Regions from separate parts of the Mus musculus genome. Here region 2 is linked to region 1. The links are chromatin contacts, found by Hi-C or POLR2A ChIA-PET in ENCODE. All regions are on one chromosome and are shown on one strand. Each heading gives the region's core, a stretch centred on a gene start or an enhancer-like site at or near the end of the contact. The rest is flanking DNA. Distances are from core to core; before and after follow the strand shown. Region 1 holds the start of Syap1 (synapse associated protein 1). Region 2 holds the start of Siah1b (siah E3 ubiquitin protein ligase 1B).

What was found. A loop is a pair of places that touch in the nucleus more often than their neighbours do. ChIA-PET counts read pairs that join two places held with the same protein, here RNA polymerase II (POLR2A).
Region 2: a map of v-Abl transformed pro-B cells shows a loop between it and region 1 (7-fold over the local background). The contact joins the promoter of Siah1b here to the promoter of Syap1 in region 1. A Hi-C loop is called at or near these places in 1 of 37 maps with a recorded cell type or tissue (v-Abl transformed pro-B cells). POLR2A ChIA-PET finds 5 or more read pairs at or near these places in 1 of 5 experiments (embryonic stem cell).

What each region holds. Positions count from the first base shown.
Region 1 is chrX:162,884,963-162,890,596 of GRCm38, reverse strand. It overlaps Syap1 (synapse associated protein 1), which reads left to right and starts at 2,135. Exons shown (of 9, transcript NM_025932.2): 1 at 2,135-2,528. The coding sequence starts at 2,312.
Region 2 is chrX:164,072,007-164,078,042 of GRCm38, reverse strand. It overlaps Siah1b (siah E3 ubiquitin protein ligase 1B), which reads left to right and starts at 1,550. Exons shown (of 4, transcript NM_001308385.1): 1 at 1,550-1,856; 2 at 2,374-2,465; 3 at 4,693-4,753; 4 at 5,816-6,036. The coding sequence starts at 5,961.

The DNA of each region.
Region 1 (5,634 bases), core at 886-3,385:
TAAAATGCACAGTTGTGGACTGTGAGTATGTAGCTCCATCGGTATAGTATAGACCTAGCATAGAGAAGGCAGCGAGTTTGATTCCCAGAATCAGATAAGAAAGGCTTGGTGAGTGTGGTAGAGAATCCAAGACAAGGCCAGCCTGATTACTTGAGACCCTATATTTAAAAGAAAAAAAGAAAAACCCTCACTGTGTAACCCTAGCTGTACTATATAGGTGAGGCTGGCCTTGAACTCAGATCTGACTGCCTCTGCCACCCAAGTGTTGGGATTAAAAGTGTGTGCCACTGTGCTAGGCTTTGAGACCCTGTCTTTAAATGAGTATTCGAGGGTTTTCTTATTTTAATCTTTTTTAAGATTTATTTATTTATTTATTTATTTATTATATGTAAGTATACTTCAGCTATCTTCAAACATACCAGAAGAGGGCATCTGATCTCATTACAGATGGTTGTGAGCCACAATGTGGTTGCTGGGATTTGAACTCAGGACCTTTGGAACAGCAGTCAGTGCTCTTAACCGCTGAGCCATCTCTCCAGCCCTATTTTAATCTTTATTATGCTTTATTTAGTGTGTGGGGTTTGGGGAGAACACAATGCACACTGATACAGACAAGAGAACAAGTTTCAGGAGTGGGCTATTTTCTTCTGCCATGTGGAGATCAGGGCTGAGCACGTAAACTACCAGGGTTTTAAATTCTAAGTGCCACTCATTTGGTTGTTTGGGAAAGGGTCTCATGTAGCTCTGGCTTGTGTTGAACTCAAGATCCTCCTGCCTCAGCTTCCTGAATGCTGAGAATACAAGCATGTATCACCCCATTCAGCCAGGTCTATTCCATATGTGTGCGCATGATTTGCTGTGTTGGGCATGTGTTTTAGCAGTCTACCACTGACTGAGCTTCAGTCCCAGTAAGTTCTCTAAGCTATTGTGTGAAATACTTTAAATTTTATTTATGGTATAGGTAGTCACAGAGCCTGTGTAGAGATCAGAGGACAGAGAACCTGCAAGGGTCAGTTTTATCAGATAGGTACCAGGAATCAAACTCAGGTTGCCAAACTTGGTGGCAAGTACCTTTACCTGCTAATCCATTTTACCTACCCACTGTAAACCAATTTTTAATCTATAAGTACCCCACCCCAACTTCTTCCTTACAATTAATTTCCTTTCTTTCTTTCTTTCTTTTTTTTTTTTTTTTTTTTTTGGTATTTTGAGACAGGGTTTTTCTGGCTGTCCTGGAACTCACTTTGTGGACCAGGCTGGCCTCGAACTCAGAAATCCTCCTGCCTCTGCCTCCCGAGGGCTGGGATTAAAGGCATGTGCCACCACGCTCAGCTGATTTCCTTCCTTTTTTCCTTTAGGTTTTTTTTTTTTTTTAATGTTCTGCTCTTGACACAAGAACTTAGGTAGCCCAGGCTGGCCTAAATCACTATGCATTACTCCCAGCTTTGGGTTAAACTCAGGAGGAGGCTTGAGGCCTCCTTTTCCAAGGGTGGGGGTGTAACCCGGTCCAGCTGGCCCTAAAAAAGGAGGCTGTCATCTCGAGGTAATCACAAAGTGAGACCAGGTAGGAGAGCCCCCAAAGATGCCAACCACACACCTATAAAGCTGGGGAAAATAAGCCGGGCGTGGTGGCGCACGCCTTTAATCCCAGCACTTGGGAGGCAGAGGCAGGCGGATTTCTGAGTTCGAGGACAGCCTGGTCTACAAAGTGAGTTCCAGGACAGCCAGGGCTACACAGAGAAACCCTGTCTTGAAAAAGCCAAAAACAAAACAAAACAAACAAACAAACAAAAAACAAAGCTGGGGAAAATAGAAAAGTGGGTAGAGAGCAAGAAGAGCTCAGCGGAGAAAACCCTTTTGGCCCTTAGCCTCTTTTCCAAAAGCAGGGGGAGGCGGGGAGGCGGGGAGGCGGGGAGGCGGGGAGGCGGGGAGGCGGGGAGGCGGGGAGGCGGGGAGGCGGGGAGGCGGGGAGGCGGGGAGGCGGGGAGGCGGGGAGGCGGGGAGGCGGGGAGGCGGGGAGGCGGGGAGGCGGGGAGGCGGGGAGGCGGGGAGGCGGGGAGGCGGGGAGGCGGGGAGGCGGGGAGGCGGGGAGGCGGGGAGTCGATGCAGAGGGGGCGGAGCCTTAGCCGGACATGACGCATGCGCGGCCAGCTGAGCCGCCGTCAGAGAGGGTGGGCCAAGCTTCGGGAGGTCTCCGGTTCCGGTCAGTCTCCCTCGAAGACCAGCGGAGTCGGATCAGCCAGTGGTTAAGGGTGCCAGGGCTCTTGGGCGAGGGGACCGCGGCAGAGGCGGCGGTGACCCCGCGGGCGGGATGTTCGGAGGGTTGAGCAGTTGGCTGGGCTTGAAGCCGCCCGAGGGGGCGGCGGCGGAGGGAGAAGAGCCTCCCAGCCGGGACGGGGACAAGCTGTCCGCGGGAGCCGCGCCTTCTGAGGAGAGCCCCGAGCGGCCCGTGGAGCCCACTGAGGAGCAGCAGCAGCAGCCGCCGACGGAGGACCCACAGTTCCTCCACCAGGCCAAAGGCCTTGGCAGTGAGTTCTCTCTGGGACCTGAGAGTGGACTGGGAGGGGACGCGGGGATGTTGATGTACGAGGAGGGGGACGGTCCTCTCTGACATGGGCTAGTTGGCTAAGGAGCTGGACAACGCCAAAGTTCACCAAGCAGTCACTTCATCTCCTCGACGTGCCTAAGGACTTGTCGCTTTCCTGCAAAGTTTGTAAACTTGGGAAGCCGGAAAGCGATCAGTGTGCTGCTGTCTTCAGGGTTTTGACAAGGAATTCGGTTTGTTCAACTTGAAAACGTTCATTTGAATCTCCAACTCTGACTCCCAGCTAGAATTGGTTTAGAAAAATGCCTTTTGTCCCAAGAAAGGACTGAAAGGTATTGTCTAAAGTAACTTCGTTAAGTTACTCGAGCCGTGGTGGTGGCTCACGCCTTTAATCCCAGTACTCAGGAGACAGAGGCAGGCAGATTTCTGAGTTCGAGGCCAGCCTGGTCTACAGAGTGAGTTCCAGGACAGCCAGGGCTATACAGAGAAACCCTGTCCAAAAAAAAAGTTACTCGAGCCATAGTCATTCATGCCTTCTTTTGATTTTTTTGAAGCAGGGTCTCAATCAGCCCTAGATGGTTTCGAACTTGCCATAAAGTCAAGGATGACCTTGATCCTCTCACCTCTGCTTCCCTGTCGCTTCGCGATCAGTATTTTTTTTTCTTTTCCCCTTTCAGCAGGACCTTTTTCCCTTAAGGTGGGAAAGAAGGTGCCAATTGTCTGCTATACTCAAGTTCCAGTGCTAGATCTTTGGTGAATAATAAATCCCTCATTTCATCTATTCACAATCCCCAAGGGGTTGGGGAAACAAGTCCAGCGTTTTACTGATAGTAGTACAAGTAGATTTTGAGCCAAAAATCTACCTGATTTCACTTTCCAATTTTATTATCCAGTTGAACAAACAGTAGTTCTTAAGAATATAAATACCTGCTGTATTAATTCTCGAGAGACTTTGGCAGGCTTACATAGTTAAAGAATGTGATTTGGGGGGAGGTGGGCCCTAAGCAGAAGTAAACATAAGAGAATTGCAACAAAAATATCTACTAAATTTTGTGAGGCTTTTTGTTCTTTTTGAGATAGCCAAAGCTGGCTTCAAATTCATATGGCCAAGGCTGGCCTTGAACCCAGCCCTCCTTCCTCTCTCCCGATTACTGGAGCTCACCACCACACAGCCACGAAATTTTGAAAGTTTTAAGGACTTATCAAGTCAATTAAGGGTGTCAAAGAACAAAGACGCACAGACTTCAGCAGGAAAGGTCCTATTGTTCAAAATGTTTGACTGTAAGTTAGAGGCATAGGGGAAATAGCCACAGTATCAAATTTTAACAGTACATTATCTCAGCCAAGACTCCCGAAGACTGGACAAGGAAAATAAAACTTAGTGTGATACCATGAAATCACTAGAAAAAGAGGATGACTATTTGCAGCTTAGAAAATTGGGAAAGAGTAGATTTGGAATATTTAAGGAATGTGAGAAGGGTTCACTGGAGCAGAGGTTGTAGTGTAGTTGGGATAGATTAACGTGGGATAAAAGTCAAGTATGGTGGTGACATAGGCCTGTAACCCCAGTATTTTGGGGTCTTAGGAAGATCAGCAGCAGTTCAAGGCCACATGAGACAAAAAACAAAAAAGCTGGCCAGGTGATAGTGGCTCTTGCCCTTAATCCCAGCACTTGGGAGGCAGATGCTGGCAGATCAGGTCTACAGAGTTGGTTCCAGGACAGCCAGGATTACACAAAGAATCTTCTCCGCCCCTCTGTCACACATACCAAGCCAGCAATCCTAGCTATTTAAGAAGCTGAGGCAGGAGGCTCTCTGGATCTAGACCTGCTTGGAATGTGAGTTCAAGGCCAGCCTTGACAACCTAGACCTTACCTGTAAAAACAAGAAACTTCTGATTCTCCTGTTTGTGCCTCCCAAATGCTAAGGTGGACACCATTATGCCTGGCTAAAATTTCCTTGACTTTTTTTTTTCCAAGACTGAAGAACTTAGGGCCACACATATGCTAGGCCTCTGAGCAGTATCTCCTGCCATCTTTCTTCATAAGTTTCTCCAGGGTTTCTCTTTTGGTAGTGGTTTTTGTTTGTTCTTTACCAGATTGTCTTGATGTTTGAAGAAAGTGAGTTTAGATGGAACTCCCCCACTGCCAGAAGAAATTGTTTGGTAAAGTTCCAGGATAAATGAAAGCTCTTGCTTGCTTCTGTAATATATGTGACTTTAGGAAAATGTCAAAAGTGTTTAGAGAGGCGAGAGAAATTACTAGAGATGTTTTAATTTTCTTCATATTGGCCCTAAAACAAGTTTTTTTTTTCTCTAAGATCTATTTGTGGACTTTTCTTAGTTTGGTTTTACGGTTTTGTTGTTTGGGCTTGGTTCTGGGTTTTGGGGTTTGTTTTTTTGGTTTTGGGGTGTATCCCAAGGCTAGCCTCAAACTTCCTACATAGCTAAGGCGGACTTGAACTCCTGCTTCCACCTCCCAAGAATATTCACTGAACAGCAAATTTAGCCATACCAAGCCTGCTTCCTACCTGTGTTTTAAAAATTGAAGTATCTCTGAACTTGATTCCCAGTAAGTAGTTTCTTTAGACCTTTGAAATCTACTGGAATTCACTGAAAGTTCCATTTGTTAAGCAAACATTTGTTGAATCCTTACCTTCAGGGATGCTAAGTACTTCCTGTTTAGTAGTGTGGTTTGAATGTGCTTGGCCCAGGGAGTGGCACTACTAGGAGGTGTGCCCTTGTTGGAGTAGGTGTGTCACTGTGGATATTGGCTTTAATAACCCTCATCCTAGCTGCCTGGAAGCCAGTCTTCTGCTAGCTGCCTTCTGAACAAGAGGTGGCACTCTTAGCTCCTCCAGCCCCATGTTTGCCTGGTCACTACCATGCTCCTGGCTTGATGATAATAGACCTCTGAACCTGTAAACCAGACCCAATTAGATGGCATCCTTCTAAGAGTTGCCTTGGTAATGGTTTCAATTCACAGCTCTAAAACCCTAAGATTGGTATTGGACAGAGACTGAGGTATTGCTGTGATAGACCTGACCATGCTTTTGTTTAAAGGAATGTGGATTTGGGGACTTTGGAAAGCA
Region 2 (6,036 bases), core at 301-2,800, 1.2 Mb before region 1:
ATAGCTGAATTTGAAGCCTGGCTACACAGAGAAACCCTGTCTCAAAACACACACACACACACACACACACACCAAAAACCTGTTCTTTACTCTGTGCTCGTCTAAGGTCAGGATTGTTACCCTGTGCATACACACACTGTCTTCAAGCCACACAAGGGTGGAAAGTGGAGGAGAGGGAAACTCATATTTTAAAGTGATCACAAAATCGTGACTGCTGACACATGGAACTAATCTTTGTGTGATGGAGGGGAAACTTGTAACCCTCCACACAAATGAAAAGGCGATATTGTCAGTGAATATTTGTTGAGAATTTGATTGTGTGAGGGCTGTAGTAACTACTATGGAAATGGCCAGTGGTTTCATGCTCCCAGCTACTCCTGCCGATTGGATCAACACACCAGCTCTTACCAAGCACTGGTTCCACCTATCCAGTCTCTTATCACATCTTTTTTTATTTATTTATCTTGTCCTTGAAGCAAAGAACTTCAAGATTCTTTCAGGCTTCTTGTACTTTCAGAATATAGTCACAGATTTTGAATGTAGGAACAAAGAGCGAATGGAACGGTTTTTTTCCTCCCTGTGTGCCCATTCAGAGTTTTTTGGGTTAGCATTGTCTCTGTGGGAGCCAAATTATAAGAGTAATGTCGGAGTATGGGGTAGGGGTGGAGGGCTTCAAAGCAGAGATGAAAGTGTGGTGCAGTCTAGAGAGCTTCATAGTATGAGGGAGAGCTGGTGCCTAGAAAAAGTCATAAGAACTAGAAGGGCAGTGTGCTTCCTCCACGTACCTGTCTAAAATTTAAAGCCTGCTGAGTGAGAGGCTGGAAGAAACACTGGGTTGGCTCCCCAGGTCTCATTAAAAGGGCACGAAAAAGCCGGGCATGGTGGCGCACACCTTTAATCCCAGCACTTGGGAGGCAGAGGCAGGCAGATTTCTGAGTTCGAGGCCCAGCCTGGTCTACAAAGTGAGTTCCAGGATAGCCAGGGCTACACAGAGAGACCCTGTCTCGAAAAACCAAAAAAAAAAAAAAAAAAAAAAAAAAGGCACGAAAAGGAATTGCGAGGTTTCAGTTCCACCACTGAACCCCACCACTGGGCAAGCAGTTTTGTTTCCCATCGGTTTCTGCTCATAAATTACCACTGGCAGAAACACGAAAAAATAAAAGTGTCATTACTTTACTTTTTATTTATTTATTTATTTAGCATCTAGAATTTGGACTGTTTTCAAGAGGGACTTTGGGGTATCCTTTTTCAAGAGAGACACTCGATCTGGCGAGAGAGGGGCGGCCAAGGTGAAGGCCACGGTAGGTGATTAGGGAACCTCTGAGGTGTCTTAGACTTAAAGCAGTAAAATATGCTTGCAGGGGAAAAGAGGTCTCTTTGAGAGGCGGGCTCATAGCTTGCTCTCAAGCCAAGCTCTGATAGGCCAATAAGAAAGTCTAACGAAAGAGGGGACGTGACGTGACGTGACCCAGCCAGGCTTCGGCACCATGGTAACGGCATCACCCATAAGAAGGAGCTAGTGGTACAGCCCGGAGGAAAAGGCGTGGTCTAAGCGACGGATGGAGGCGGGCTGGTGACATGGGCGGAGCGCGAAAATCGGCCTGTGGTCTTAGGCGCAAGGGTGATCGCATGCCGCTGTTCGAGATCAAAGGCCTGGGCAAGTCACTTGTGGCTGTTCTCAGGGTCTCCTCAGCGGTCTCCCTGTAGAGCTGCGGTCGAAAGCCGGAGCCGGAGCCGGAGCGAGCCAGAGCCGGATTGAGCCGGAACCGGAGCTACCGGAGGGCGGGACTTCCGGTTTCTGGGCCCAAGACAGAGGGCGGGTCAGGAGTCAAGGTCTCGCGAGGCTGCGGCGTGAGGTAAGGGGGCGTAAGCAAGCTCCTCATAGGCTGGCAGCCTCGTGCCGGGAGCCCGCGCGGAGGTTGAATTCGGTAAGGATGGGCGACTGTGTGTGACCGCGGCCGCGGGGTCGCAGGGCCTGTCTGTGGGGACAAGGACTACCCCTTTGGCCTTTACACGCACTGTCTTGAGGTACCTTGGTCCGGGGAGACCCGAAAGATGTAGGTCCGAGAGTATAACGGAGGGGCTACTCGAGCTTCCCCCAGGAACCGGCTTCCCAGGGCGCTCTCGTCAGTACAGGGTCACTAACTAACCCCTGGGGATTGGATCCGGTTTGGAGATGGGGCGACTGCATTTCTAGACACCGAGGCTGAAGACGCTGGAACTCATCCGGATTGGGGGGGGGGGGGACGGATAACGCCACCCTCCAGGGTGGGCATTGGTAGCACAGTAGTGTCGGGAACACAAGTCTGACCCGTCTCCACTTCTCAAGTTCTTAACATCTTTTTTTTTTTTTTCTTTTGTGCCCTACTCCAGATCGAGAGACCAGGAACTTCAAAATAGTGCCTGGGATCCGGATGACAGCAGGCATTAAGGGCTGGCTACTGGACTGAAGCTGCTGGAAACTTGTAAGTATAACTCCACCTCGTTTGTCTTTTCCTGAAAAAGCTTGAGAAATAATTTGAATGTGTACACCTTAGTTTGAATAATCTCTTCTGAAAACCACGGTTGCTTTTTCTCCTGCTTTCTGGACTGTAAGTCTGCCAATCTCCCCTTTGCTATCCAAAAGTTTGGTTGGCATGTGTGTGCCCGAAGAACTGTGAGCATGACTAGTATGCACAACAAAGCTTTTCTTTTTGAAACTTTAAGCATGCTGAAGTTATGCAGAAACGGAGAGAGAGTTGCAACCAGTGTCAACTATCTCAGAGTCTAGTGTGGCCTGTTTGAGGTCGTCTTTTTTTGATAAGGCAGGTCTCTATACTTCTGTTTATTTCTGTGGATCTCAACCTGTCCAGAGGTTAGATTTTTAACATTTTCAAGCAGTTCAGGGTTAATTCTAGCTGGATGGTGTGTAAGTGTGTGCCTTGCTGTGAACATGGAAAATGGAGTGAATTAGAAGATGGTTTTTCTCACATCCCTCTCTAGTCCTTTCCTGTAAGTTATGTCTGTTGAGGTCTCCTGCCGTAACATAGCTGTAGACATTTTGTTCCATGCCTGCCAGCTATTTCATATTGTTGCAGTAATATGGGTACCAGTCATTAACACAGAAAAATAACTTGACTCAAAGCAGGGTCATGCTGACCACATACCTTGTTATGTTCCGAGGTTATGACGTTTGTTAATCTTAAGAAATTCCACAACTATAAGCTTCACCAGTAGGACCTATCAAATTAAAGAACTGTTATGTGACTTCCAACATTGGCATATGAGCTCATTGTGGTTTTAGTTGTTTTAGCCTTTATAAGCTGGCCCTGAGAAATGTTTGGGGTCATAGTTCCCAAAGTCTGAGCTGTGTCAGTCAGTCCTACGGTGTGTTGTTTAATAAACCATCCCTGTTTGACTGAGGTTGGTGTTCATGTGGTTTGTGGGGTGACTCCTGAATCCCAACAATATCCAGGTCCTGATAATGCCAGGCAGAAGGGAGTAATTATAATAGGAGATAATAATTTTAGTTTTAACTATGGGTATGTGTGTAGGCTTCTGCATGAGTCCACTAAAGTAGAAAGAGGCTGCTGGGTCACCTGGAGCTCGAGTCACAGGCAGGTAGGAGCAGCCTGCCATGGCACTGAGACTGGAACTCACTCAGGTCCTCTGGAAGAGCCTTTGACCATGGAGCCACCTCAGCTCCAGGACTTAATTATTCTCCATTGTGTGCATCTTCCTGAGCCCTGTAGCTATTAAAGGGCATTTCTGACCTCTCAATAGCACCTTCCCCCAAATGATCACACTAAAATGGGTCTCAAGACATGTCCAGACCTCCCCTGATCACATTCAAAAGGGTCTCAAGACATGTCCAGACCTCCCCTGAGAAGGATGATGTTGTTAGAAAACCACGGAGACAAGACTTGTGTATATGTGATCTTGATGAGTTTAATGAAATGTCTAATATCTTTTAAATGATTAATATGTATCCACTATTGACAATGAATTAGTGTTTTTGAACATTACTTTGCTCTAAGGGTTTCTCAACTTCTTTGCAGTTTATTAATTCATGTAGGAGAGGAAACTCATTACTAGTGCTAGGTTAGTTCCACCCGAGGCTTGAAAGTGCATCATGAACACACTGCCACTGGCAGTTTCTTTTCTCCAGCATTGATTGTAGTTTCACTGAAAGGAATTAGCCCTGACCAAAATACATTCCTGGCTGCTGGTTATGCCTACACCCTCCCTCGCCTGGTTATTCAGAACACTCGCACTTGATGTGCTTAGGCTTAAAAGGTCATGTTCATCTAGTTACTAATGTTTTTGTGAGTGGGACTTTTCTTTCTGCAGGTTATTATTATGATTTGGTTTTATGTATGGAAGTTAAAAGCTGAAGGCCTGAAATCGCAATGTTCATATTAGGATTGTTTGCTGGGTTTGGTCCTAACCAAGAAAACAAAAATAGTGGCCCACAGATGCGGAACTTGATTTGATTGACTTCCCATACTGTAAGCCATGTTCATATTTCTAAATTGTTTTGAAAAAAAATAATGTACAGTAGGCCTTGATTGAGCTTTCAGGATGCTATCTACACTGTCTCAACCTATTTCTACCCAGGAAATATTATGGTCTTTGCTGCGCTCCTGAGTATATGTCCTCTAGTGATAATGCACCCTTGGTAATACTCACTGTTTCTGGCAACTTCATTGACAGGGGAAGACCAGGTGTACACTCAAGACCTAGAATGACCAAGAATGTGGAACCTTAAAAAAAGGTAAAGTGCGCTGGGCGTGGTGGCTCATGCCTTTAATCCCAGCACTGGGGAGACAGATTTCTGAGTTCGAGGCCAGCCTGGTCTACAAAGTGAGTTCCAGAACAGCCAGAGCTACACAGAGAAACCCTGTCTCAAAAAAAAAAAAAATAGGTAAAGTGCAAAACCCTTTGCTAGTTCCCACAGCTCAGAACTCAATGTTGACTGCTGTTTCAAGTAAGAGGATTGTCAACATATCGTTAACATTCTTCTTCAGATGTTCACATCTGACTTGTTGAAAGCAGCATTACTAAGAGGTGGTAGTTTATTCAGAAACCAGCATTTCAGGCCATCCCTGAGCACTGTGCTTATATTTCTGCTTGCTGAATGGAATCTTTGGTTGTAAACTAAGATTGTTGCCTGCTGTTTTCTTAGATAAGAGACTATAACTGGTGACTATTCTGACTTGAATTTAACGGCTTGCATATGTTAGTTACTAACGAAATTCCTAGTCACCTAGAAAAGAAATGAGGCATAAGGTCCTAAACTGTGGGGAGATAAACTGTCCTTTGCTATTAATGAGCTATGACACATATGAGCTAGAATGGGAATGGTAGAAATGTAATGTTACTCCAGTGATTGGTAATGCTTATGGTCCCTGTACCTTTAGAAAGAAGTGAAGCAGGGCTCACACCTGGGACCCTAGGGAGGTCAAGGCAGGACTTCAAGACATTCTGGGCTGTATAGCTATGAAACAGTATCCCCAGCAAAACCAAACAGATAGAGTGTGAGTCTCTGAAATGTAGCCACAAGTCACTTGTTATTTACAAGTAAATTTTAATTTCATTAAACATTTATAACTGTGCCTACTCCTTGCTATATTTATATCATACATTTCCATCTTCAAAGAAAATTTGGTGTTATGACTGCATTACTAAGTTCTCCCAGTTTTCCAATTAATTTGGAAGGCCATCAGACTTGGAGAGCAGTAGTAATAACAGGCTTGTTTTATGAAGTCTTTAGGAAGAATTCTGATGGAGGATGGAGTGCTCTTTCATTAACCTTCCAATAACTGGTGTTCTCTAGGGTGGCGGCCCAGGGTGTCCCATAGGTCTCCGTGCGACTAGGAGGGGCAGCGGTGGCGGCGGTGGCAGCGGCAGCAGCGGCAGCGGCGGCAGCGGCAGCAGCAGCAGCTAGCAACCTGGTCAGGGTACGCTCTCCATCCACAGAGATGAGCCGTCAGGCTGCTACAGCATTATCCACTGGCACCTCAAAGTGTCCACCATCCCAGAGGGTACCTGCCTTGA